Linked DNA regions of Homo sapiens: region 2 is linked to region 1. Evidence: chromatin contacts called from ENCODE Hi-C data. All regions are on one chromosome and are shown on one strand. The core of a region is the stretch at or near the end of the contact, and the rest is flanking DNA. Distances in the headings are between cores, read along the strand shown. Region 1 holds the start of CAPZA2 (capping actin protein of muscle Z-line subunit alpha 2). Region 2 holds the start of SMIM30 (small integral membrane protein 30).

Evidence for each region. A loop is a pair of places that touch in the nucleus more often than their neighbours do. Pooled maps may share reads with other maps.
Region 2: a map of CD8-positive, alpha-beta T cell shows a loop between it and region 1 (11-fold over the local background). The contact joins the promoter of SMIM30 here to the promoter of CAPZA2 in region 1. A Hi-C loop is called at or near these places in 2 of 168 maps with a recorded cell type or tissue (CD8-positive, alpha-beta T cell and naive thymus-derived CD4-positive, alpha-beta T cell), 1 of 37 single-sample maps with no recorded cell type and 13 of 50 pooled maps.

What each region holds. Positions count from the first base shown.
Region 1 is chr7:116,860,286-116,865,202 of GRCh38, forward strand. It overlaps CAPZA2 (capping actin protein of muscle Z-line subunit alpha 2), which reads left to right and starts at 2,302. Exons shown (of 10, transcript NM_006136.3): 1 at 2,302-2,365. The coding sequence starts at 2,327. RefSeq lists enhancers at 1,920-1,969, 1,921-2,683 and a silencer at 2,050-2,789.
Region 2 is chr7:113,115,659-113,120,575 of GRCh38, forward strand. It overlaps SMIM30 (small integral membrane protein 30), which reads right to left and starts at 2,896. Exons shown (of 3, transcript NM_001352688.2): 1 at 2,870-2,896; 2 at 2,410-2,503; 3 at 1,060-1,949. The coding sequence starts at 1,920. The coding sequence ends at 1,741. The region is part of intron 2 of LOC107986837; the gene reads left to right. RefSeq lists enhancers at 2,667-3,261, 3,156-3,295.

The DNA of each region.
Region 1 (4,917 bases), core at 1,052-3,551:
AGAGTAAACATGTTAATTTTCATCCAGTGTTACCCTTGGTTAAACTATGTGGTTTATTCTCTTTATCTTCTTCACAACGTTTATCCTCGAAAGGACACCTGCTTTTTTCTGCATGTGTCAGCATGCTTCTCCTTCCTCTTCTCTCCCCAAATGAACCATCAGTTTTTCAATATCATAGCTTCTGTTTGCCGTCCATTCACAAAAAACAATGATTTGCACATTATGAACACCCAATAAATTACTTAATAATAAGGTCTTGCCTCTGAACATTTATTTGATACTCTCACATTTCATTTATGTGCAGCTGTCAGATTCATCTTGCTGCACATATTTCTGATCATGTCATGTCACTGTTCAAAAGTTCTCAACAGTTCCTCACGGAATCTGAACGCCTATCTTAAACCCTAAGGCCTTACCACTCAAAATGTGGTCTCCAGATCAGGAGCACTGGCATCAGCTGGGAGCCTGTTATTCTACAGGCTGTATTCTGGAGAATACAGATTCTCCAGTCTCATGCCACATCTATTGAATTAACAACTTCGTTTTCACAAGATTCCCAATTGATTCATATCTACGCAGCTTTGATTACATGTTTAATCTCTCATAAACTTCAAGCTTCAAAAGCAGGGTTGCTAGATTTAGCAAATAAAAGTAAAGGATGTCCAGTAAAATTTGAAAACAATGAGTAATTTTTTGGTTTAAGTATGTCTCCACTGCTTCATGGGACATACTTTTTAAAAGATTGCTTATCTGCAATTCACATTTGATTAAGTGTCCTATATTTAATATGGCAAACCTATTCAGGAGGGTAGGATCCATGTCTAACATAGCTTTGTATTCCCCTGGAATAGTACAGTGCCTTCCCCAACTGTTTTTGTTTTTTTTTGTTTTGCTTTTTGAGACAGAGTCTTGCTCTGTCACCCAGGCTGGAGTACAGTGGCGCGACCTCGGCTGACTGCAACCTCCGTCTCCCGGGTTGCAGGGACAGGGACAACCTCCGCCTCTCGGGTTGCAATGACTTCTGCAACTCTCCTGCCTCAGCCTCCCGAGTAGCTGGTATTACAGGTATGCGCCACCACGCCCCGGATAATTTTTGTATTTTTAGTAGAGACGGGGTTTCTTCATGTTGGCCAATCTGGTCACGAACTCCTGACCTCAGATGATCTGCCCACGGAGGCCTCCCAAATTGCTGGGATTACAGGCCTGAGCTACCGCGCCCGGCCCCAACTGTTCAATATATGTTTGTTTAATGAGTAGAAAATGAGCTTCTTGAGTATGGAAGTTTCTCTTTTTATTTCAACAGTTTTGGAATACAGGTGGATTTTTGGTAACATGGATAAGTCCTTTAGCGGTAACTTCTGAGATTTTAGTGCACCCATCACCTGAGCAGTGTACCCTGTACCCAATACGTAGTAATTTATCCCCTCCCCAGTCCCCAAAGTCCATTTTATCATTCTTATGCCTTTGAACCCACATAGCTTAGCTCCCACTTATAAGTGAGAACATAAAATATTTGGTTTCCCATTCCTGAGTTACTTCACTTAGAATAATGGCCTCCAGCTCCTTCCAAGTTGCTGCAAAAGGCATTATTTCGTTCCTTTTTATGGCTGAGTAGTATTCCATGGTGTATATACCCACATTTGCTCTATCCACTCATTGGTTGATGGACACTTAGGTTGGTTCCATCTCTTTGCAATTGCGAATTGTGCTGCTATGAACATGTATGTCTAGCTTGCTTTTTTCCCCCTCAACACTGTATCCCCAGAGACTAACACAGTGCCCCGCACCCCGTTAAAGAACCAAAAAATATTTGTTGGATGAATAAAGGAGTATATCAAGAGCAATCTTTCAATTATGGAGAGGGTCGTGATGTGTATTTTAATGAAAGCCAACTATCTTCTCTAATATTTGAAAAAACAATGTTTAAAAGGCTTCTATTTGTACACCTTTTCACATTTTAGCTGGCAGAGTTCAGGACTTGATGGAAACATAACGAAGGGCTCAGAATGTACTCATCGCAGACTGAGCCCATATGGTCACAGTGGGGAGAGCACGCTGCACTCAAGATGCTAGCAAGCCTGCAGCAGGCGGCCCAGCGAGACACGGTCCCCCGCCCGGCCACCAGGCGCCCGCGCACGCGCACAGCCGCGCTCAGTCCGCGAGGGCCGGGTCGAGGGAGGCGGGGCTCCCGGGGTGCGCGTGCGCGGCGGCCTGAGCGGCGGGCCCCTCCCTTAGCGGGGGCGCGCGGCGCTGAGGACCGCACGGAAACGGGGAAGTCAGGTGGCCGCTGCCGCCGCCGCCGCCGCGGTTTGTCGCCAGAAGGAAGATGGCGGATCTGGAGGAGCAGTTGTCTGATGAAGAGAAGGTAAGAGTCGCGGGGGCGACGGCGCGGGCTGTCAGGAGCCGGCTCAGCCCGGGCGGGTGGGCCCGGAGTCTGGTCGCGGGGGAAGGGCATTGGCCCGCAGCTGGCCTTGCCCTCGGCTGCCCTTCCTCCCCCATCCTTACTGCGCCCAGTGCCTGCCCCTGTCCGTCACCCGAGGCCCCGCGCGGGGGCAGGTCTCTGCCAGGCCTGCTCGCTCCGCTCCTTGTAGGGTGTGTACTCCGAAAATAGGAAGCGGGAGCCGGGCGACGGCGGGCGGGGGCGCGGGCGCGGGGGAGGGCGGCGGCTGCCCAGGACCCTCTCCTGCTGTCGGGCCGCGGGGCCTCCGCCGGGGCCGGGGACCGGGGACCAGGGACGCAAAGGGGTTTGCGTCCGTGCGTGGGAGCGGCCCAAGGGCAGTGCCCAGCGCGGCGGCCTGGCCTGTGAGTGTAGCGGCGGGTGAGGGGAAGGGAAAAATCGCTTAGGAAGCAGACCTTCACTTCTCCCTTCTACTTCCCCCTCCTCAAAGCAAAATGCTTCCTTTTCTGATCCTCTACGGTTTATCCTTTTTTTTCCCTTTCCCCATGGAGGCATCTCTCCCTCCTTCTCTCTTTCCTTTCGTGGCTCTAGCAGTAAGCTTGCAGCTCCCATGTTCCCCAGGAGGCAGCGGAGTTGCTCACAAAAAGACGACCCCCTCCCCATAGTTGTTTTCTGCCCACGTTGGCAGCAGCCCCCCCCCGGGGGTCGATTTGGTGGCACCTCACTTTCCTGCTAGGACTTCTTCCGAAGAGGGGAAAATGTGCAACTCCTTTTACTGTATATTAGATGCTGTGACAGCAATGGAACCAGATGAACGACTTAAGTTCTCAGATATTTAAAACGAGTAATGGAATAATTCATTGAACTGCTGCTCTCTTAATTCGCCCCTTTCGTTTGGCTTTTGGGAACGTCCCATTCCCGAGGGTGGTGGGGTAGGGGAGAACCCTGCTAATTTTGACTGTTTCTCGGAAAGGACCCTTAGAAGTAACTGACAGAACATAGGAATGAGTTAGTTGCAGGGTTGGAAATGTCCACTCTTCGTTAAAGAGTGCTTCATTTTTAAATTTCAAAGCCAGTGCAGGAAAATACAGGTACATTTAGGTATGTTGTGGTGTTTAAGAAATCTTCATGTAAGTCTGAGGATATTTTCATTTAGGACCCTCTGCTCTAGATGTTTTTATATGCTGTGTTCTTGCACCGAAATAGAAGGTTCTGTCCCATTCCCAATGTGAATGGTCAGAAGTCAGCCTCATCTTTATTTTCGGAAATCTTTTTTTCTCTTGTGTTCTTCGGTGAAAGTGATAATACAACAACAAAATGGGGGCGAGCAACGTCTCCATAGCCCACAGACCCAGTAGGCAGATCCCCGTATCCACAAAAGTTGCTGTACAGTATTCAATGTATAATCTTGATAAATAATCCTATTTTATTTAGGTGACTGAAAGTGTACAGGAGTGCACAAACATATTTAAAATTGAGGCGTGCTAAAAAGCTTAAAAAGAGATTGTCGTGTTTTTATTCTACCATTCTTAAGTGATGATTAGTAGCTCAAGTGGCTAGAAATCTAGCTGAAGAGAGACTACTCGGTGTGGGAGTTAATATAGACCTGCCATGTGTTGTAAAGGCCTAAAATAAAAAAGTTTTTTAAAAATGAGATAACAAGATGCCTTATTATCTGGCACTCTCAGGGCACTAAGCTTCATAAAGAGGAATGAGGAGGTTGTGTGTCTTAAAGCCTGTGCCGCCTAGTAGCAAAATGTTTTATGGTTAAATGAATGAAAATTCTAATTTGATTTTTGATGTTTTGTAAGAATATTATGTAGATATTTTACATATAAATTTTATCACTATATTTACTAATTTAAAAACTGACAAAACCTTTAGGTTAAATTCAAGTAACCAGTAAAGTGAAATTTTAACGTTCTTGTCACTTGAGATATCTAAAGGTTATTTTCATTTTGGGGGAGGAGGATGTGTCCAGTATGGGATCAGAAAACAGAGAGGACTTAAAAGTGATATTTTAATATTACTCGTTCTACTGCCTTATTGGTAATTTTCAAAAATAAGCTCTTAAGCTGGGCACGGTGGTTTGCACCTGTAATGCCAACTACTCTGGATGCCAAGGTGTGGAGGATCGCTTGAGCCCAGGAGTTGTAGACCAGCCTGGTAACATAGCGAGACCTCATCTCTAAAAAAAAATATTAAGTTTTGAATACTTTTAAGTTTTTGAAATTTCCATTCTAGATTGCAAATTTAAGGAAGAGAAGCTGTTAAGATGTGTCTAGTACCATACTTTATATATGCTTGGCTCAGTTAGATACATTCATTACTTAATTTGTTGTTGTAAGAGGTAGTTCTATTACCATTTCACAGATGAGTAGAGTGAGGTTCAAAAGCTTTAAGTAGTTCACCCAAGGACGGTCAAGATGAAGGTAGTATTTAAAGTTTGTCTTAGTCCAACGTTGATGTTCTTGTGACATTATGCGCTCTCTTCTTTTTTTTTTTTTTTTTTTTTTTTT
Region 2 (4,917 bases), core at 1,646-4,145, 3.7 Mb before region 1:
TGGAAAAGTTGACATGCAAGGAAGCCGCAGCAGCCTTTCTACATCAGCACCCAATGGGCTGGAGTATAAGAGATGACAATTGTTCTATAACTTGCATCATTCCTTTTTCCTTCTTTAAAACACACAAAAAAATGCAGGTACAATCAAGCTATATTAATTATGAAATGTTTAACTGCCAATTAATTTGAATAAAGACTGTTAGTGCTTCCTCTAGCAAAAAATCGAAACAGCTGTGACAAAAACAAGTGCATTCAGTTTCCATGTCTTTATTCTGTGATGCTTCTTCACTCCTTGTACACTTTAACCAAAACTTTCATGCAAGCCAAGTCAGCTCACTCTAGAATTACACCATAAACAGGACTTTAGGTTGCTAGTGCCTGTTTTTGGATAAAAAATGAGGCTCCCAATGTCATCTGGAGAGCTACAGATTGGAAAATGCATTTTAGGAAAAAATTTCACTACTTACCTCCAGTGTGACCCTAAAGTTTGATTTCCTTAGACTACTTTATGCTGGCTACAACTTGAGAATCAAATGAATCACTGAGGACCCTTGTTAGACATGGAGTTCCAGGCCCCATCTCACAGCTATACAACCAGGAGAAAGACCAGGGAATCAAAAAGTCTTATCAAGTGCCTGGAATGATTCTTGGGCTCAAGCAAGTTGGCAGTCTTCTTAAATTTGTAATGTGCATACAAATTAACTTGGGCTTTGGAAACGAATGCTGTTCCTGATCCAATTGGTCTGGGTGGGGCCTGAGATTCTGCATTTCTAACAAGCCCCAGGTGATGTTGCTGGCTTGAAGACACTTTAAGTAGCTAGGCCAGAGAGGATATTTCGTTTGGCTGGCGTACAAATCAGTTTAAGCCATTTCATTTTCCTTCTATATTTCTAGATTTTCTATCAGGGGCTTCTCTGACCTTAATGCTGCCCAGTTCTCATTATGTCTCTTCAAGCTACCGCAATCAGTTAACACAAGGCATCCTGCCCTTCTCCACTTAGCTCATATAAAAATCCACAATGGATACAAACAGCCCCAAATAAGAAATGGACACGAAACATTAACTTATAACATAATGGGTTTATATTTAATATAGTACTTCTCATCAGGAGGATGTTACTCAGTTAATATAAAGTTTTTTTTCAAAACATTAAATCTCTTTTCCATGTCAATGTCTATAGTTTTTTTTTAACATTAAATTTTTTTCCGCATTTCAGTATTAGATACACTGAATACATTTTTCTAAATGTTTTTTCCCTAGAGATAAAAGTTTTCCTTTTTGCCTGACTCTCTGATATCTAAATATAATATTAACTTGGGAGACAACAAAACAAAAATCTAATTTAAAAGACTCCTCAACGATTCAGGAGGCAGTGATTATAACCGAACAGTGGTGATTTCCTAAGATTCTGGGCAAGAACTTCCTTCTTCCTATTTCACATGCTTTGAGAGAATTCTAAGATTATGAAATATTACTTATGTAAATTTCAGCCATCTTACTTCTTTGACTACCTAACTAGCAAATTATAGGCTGCATTTTTCTGTGCATTATTTGTTGTAAAGAAAACATTTTTTTTTCAATTTATAAATGTATGTTTGTTGCCATTTCATGGAAACAATGAAAAATGTGAAACTCCCTTATTTACTGATTCTTGGAACCTTTCACACACCAAATCTCAGGTTTAGCCTCTAAAGCGCAAAGGTTTTCAGGGTGAGGTTTGACTCAGTAGGCCTTTCAAAGTCACATCTGTCCATTTCTTTTTCGTGCATATACCCCCAAGCAGGCACAAATGCCTGTAATGCTGAGAACCACACCTAACAAAAGGGCGATTGCATCACCGGCTTCTACTGCTTCCACAACAGGCAGCACCAAAAGCAGTGACATGAGGACTAAGGACAACTGTGTTGAAACTGAGGTCATGATGTTGGAATCTTGAGGGCTGAAGGTTCCTAGAAATTAAACATGGAAACAAAAAGGAACCATTAAAAATTCCTCCCTTTTCAAATGACAAAATGAACACATGACAAATAACAGGCCAGCCAATCTTTTGGATACTTTATGAATCATTTCCAATCCATCTCCTCATCTTATAGGTGGAAAAACAGAGGGACGTTAAAGACAGTAATTTGAGGTTCATCTCCCTATCTCGTGATAACACTCTAAACCCAGGAATTTTCCACGATAATGCCAACACCTCGTGCATCAACCAAACAAAAATTGAACAGGAGTTCATAATTAAGAACAAACAGAAAAAAAGCACGAGCCACTAACTTGGAAACTTAAAATATCCTAGTGGGTAAAAATTGTACATTTTCTTAGGGTCTCTCCCATCCAAGAAATGCAGACAAATTTGGCAAAAGTCACACAACATATAACTCTGCGAAGTTGTGGGGAATTAATAAGACTTACCAAAGAAATGGTATATATAGAATTCTATCTGACTTGAAATTTTCCCTTCCTGGAGCTCCGGATGCTGAGATTAAGAGGTTCCACGTGACACGACCTATTATTAGCATGGGGGGTGGGGAGGGGGCGGAGAGAAGGATTTAAAAATTAATTATTATTACTATTATTATTTTAAAGAGGCAGCTAGAGTCAGTGCAGAGCGTGGAGGCCATATGGACGGTAGGGGGATAGGTAATGAGTTGAGAAAAGTCTGTCCAACAGGGAACTAGACTTAAAAGTTGGTCAGTTCACCCACACAAGAAAAGGTAAAAAGAAACAGAACAGAGATAATTTCATTTCAGGACTTGATATTAAGATTTGAAAAAGAATTCGTACTTTGGCCCGGCAAGGTCCAAATTTGCTCCTGTTTTACAAATACACTGGTGCAACCTAAGTATCCTTTGGAGACGAGTTCGTACATTACCTTCTAGGAAGCAGCCATTACAGGAATGGCGAGGAGGGCGGAGTCTCCAAACTACATTTCCCACAATCCCTGCCGCCGCCGACTCCTATGATGCCCCGGCGCGTTCCCCCTATAAGTAGCAGAGGGCGTGACGGTCACGCTCTAGCGGAGGCGAAGAGTCGCGAACGCGCGGGACTTCCTTTCCCTGCCCAACGTTTTACTATTAAATAGATGGTTTCGTGTGTTTATATAAAAGCTCACTTCAAAATAAAAGAAATGATAGCAAGTGTTTTCTACCCTGTTGAGTCTGTAAGGCGCACATGTAATTTTGTCTTTTTCTTCGACTGAAATGACACAGCGGGGAGAGAGAACCCAAGTACAGCCCTCTGTTCCGGGTGCTTTTAAACCAGTGGCTTCCAACGTTTCTGAAGCAGGAAATCTCTGTCACCATCTTCCTAATGAAACATATGCCATTTATTAATTTTTTAGTCAATGGGGAAAAAGCGCGGTTAATAAGACATATCGTAAAAGGTTAAAAAACATTTGTAGTGCAAAATAAAGTTTAGGAAAAATGGGTTTAGCCCTGTTGCAGAAGATCTCTCAGGATTCAGGTCCTAAAGTGACAATCTATTCAGGAGTGCACTGCGGTGATTCCTTCCCACCTATGTTTTTGTGAAACCTCAGCCCCAAATGTCCCTACATATTTGTGAAAAGATGTAAAAATACTGCTTTTAAATCATAAAACAAGAATTAGTTATTTGTATATGTAAGTCGTAACCTTTCTGAAAGGCGCTCTTTCAATTGTCTGCTAATTGTGAACTCCTTACTGAACCTTTCTAGTCATCTGATCTTCTGAACTCTTTCATATTTACTGATTTGAAAATTTATTTGCTATCCTTACATTATAAATTATTAATGATGAGGGTTGGGTGTGAAGCCACCTGCCTGGTCTGAAAGTCCCCTGGTTCAGTCTGTTAGATAATGCAGGTACGTTCAGTTCAATGCCAATAATTAGCATGTATTCTTGTGTTGTCGGTTACCCTTTTTCTTACACGTTCCTAGTCTCTCTAGCAAAGATTTATATTCTTGGCTCCTAACCGGCACCCAGCAGGTGCTCAGTAATGTTGCCTAATAATAATAATGATTTGACTAGATAAATATGCCAACAAGATCTTATGAGAGACCGAGAGGTGCCAAATAAACCAAACCAAGGTGACTAGAAAATTGGAAATCTGAGAATAACTGCACAATAACGTCAGCATTGTTTCTCTAACCTTGATTATTTTAACAAGGTTTTGTTCATTTCATCCTTTGTTTTGAGCTACTTTCGTGCCTTTGTAATCAATTATATTTGGAATAGGAGTTATATTTTTATAGCTTCCAAAATATTCTCTCATATCCTACTGTGAACATTTTGTTTTTCCCTACATGTTTATTTTTCCTTATGTGTTTATTTTAGTTAGCTGAAGTCAGCAGAGACTACTTTAAAGTTAGTATTGTTACAGACTTGTTTCTAGGCACGTCAACATTAAAGATAATGGTTTGGTTTTAAGTTTAAAGAGTCTGTAAGTGGCAAGAAACTTTCTCTTTAAATTATGATGGTTTTTATTAGTTTGTGAAATATATATTATATTGGGAAATGTCGATCTCGGGGGCGGGGTTCCAGTAATAGCTGATGTAGTTGCAAGGATTAATTTCTGGAGTACCATGAATATGATAATCTCCTTCACTGCTTTGACCTGCTCCTACTGTGTGATTTTTAACATGCCTTCACTCTATCTCAGTGAACTGTTATTTCCTAGCTGTAAACCAGGTTAGATATTTTGGCTAGATTGCTGACCAGGATAATAACTGCCATGTTGTACATGTTTGGTCTCTCTTCTAAAAAAGGCGATGATAGATGAGAAGCTGCTTCTGTGTCCGTCATCTGCCAACTACAAGTTCTGCCTGTGAACATCTCTGGTAGCAATGTGAACCACCAATTTTCTGAAGCAATGCTACACTCCCATTTTTCCCAAGCTGTATGAATGTTTCTACAGGCTTCTATGTAGTTGTTCTTTTGACACTAA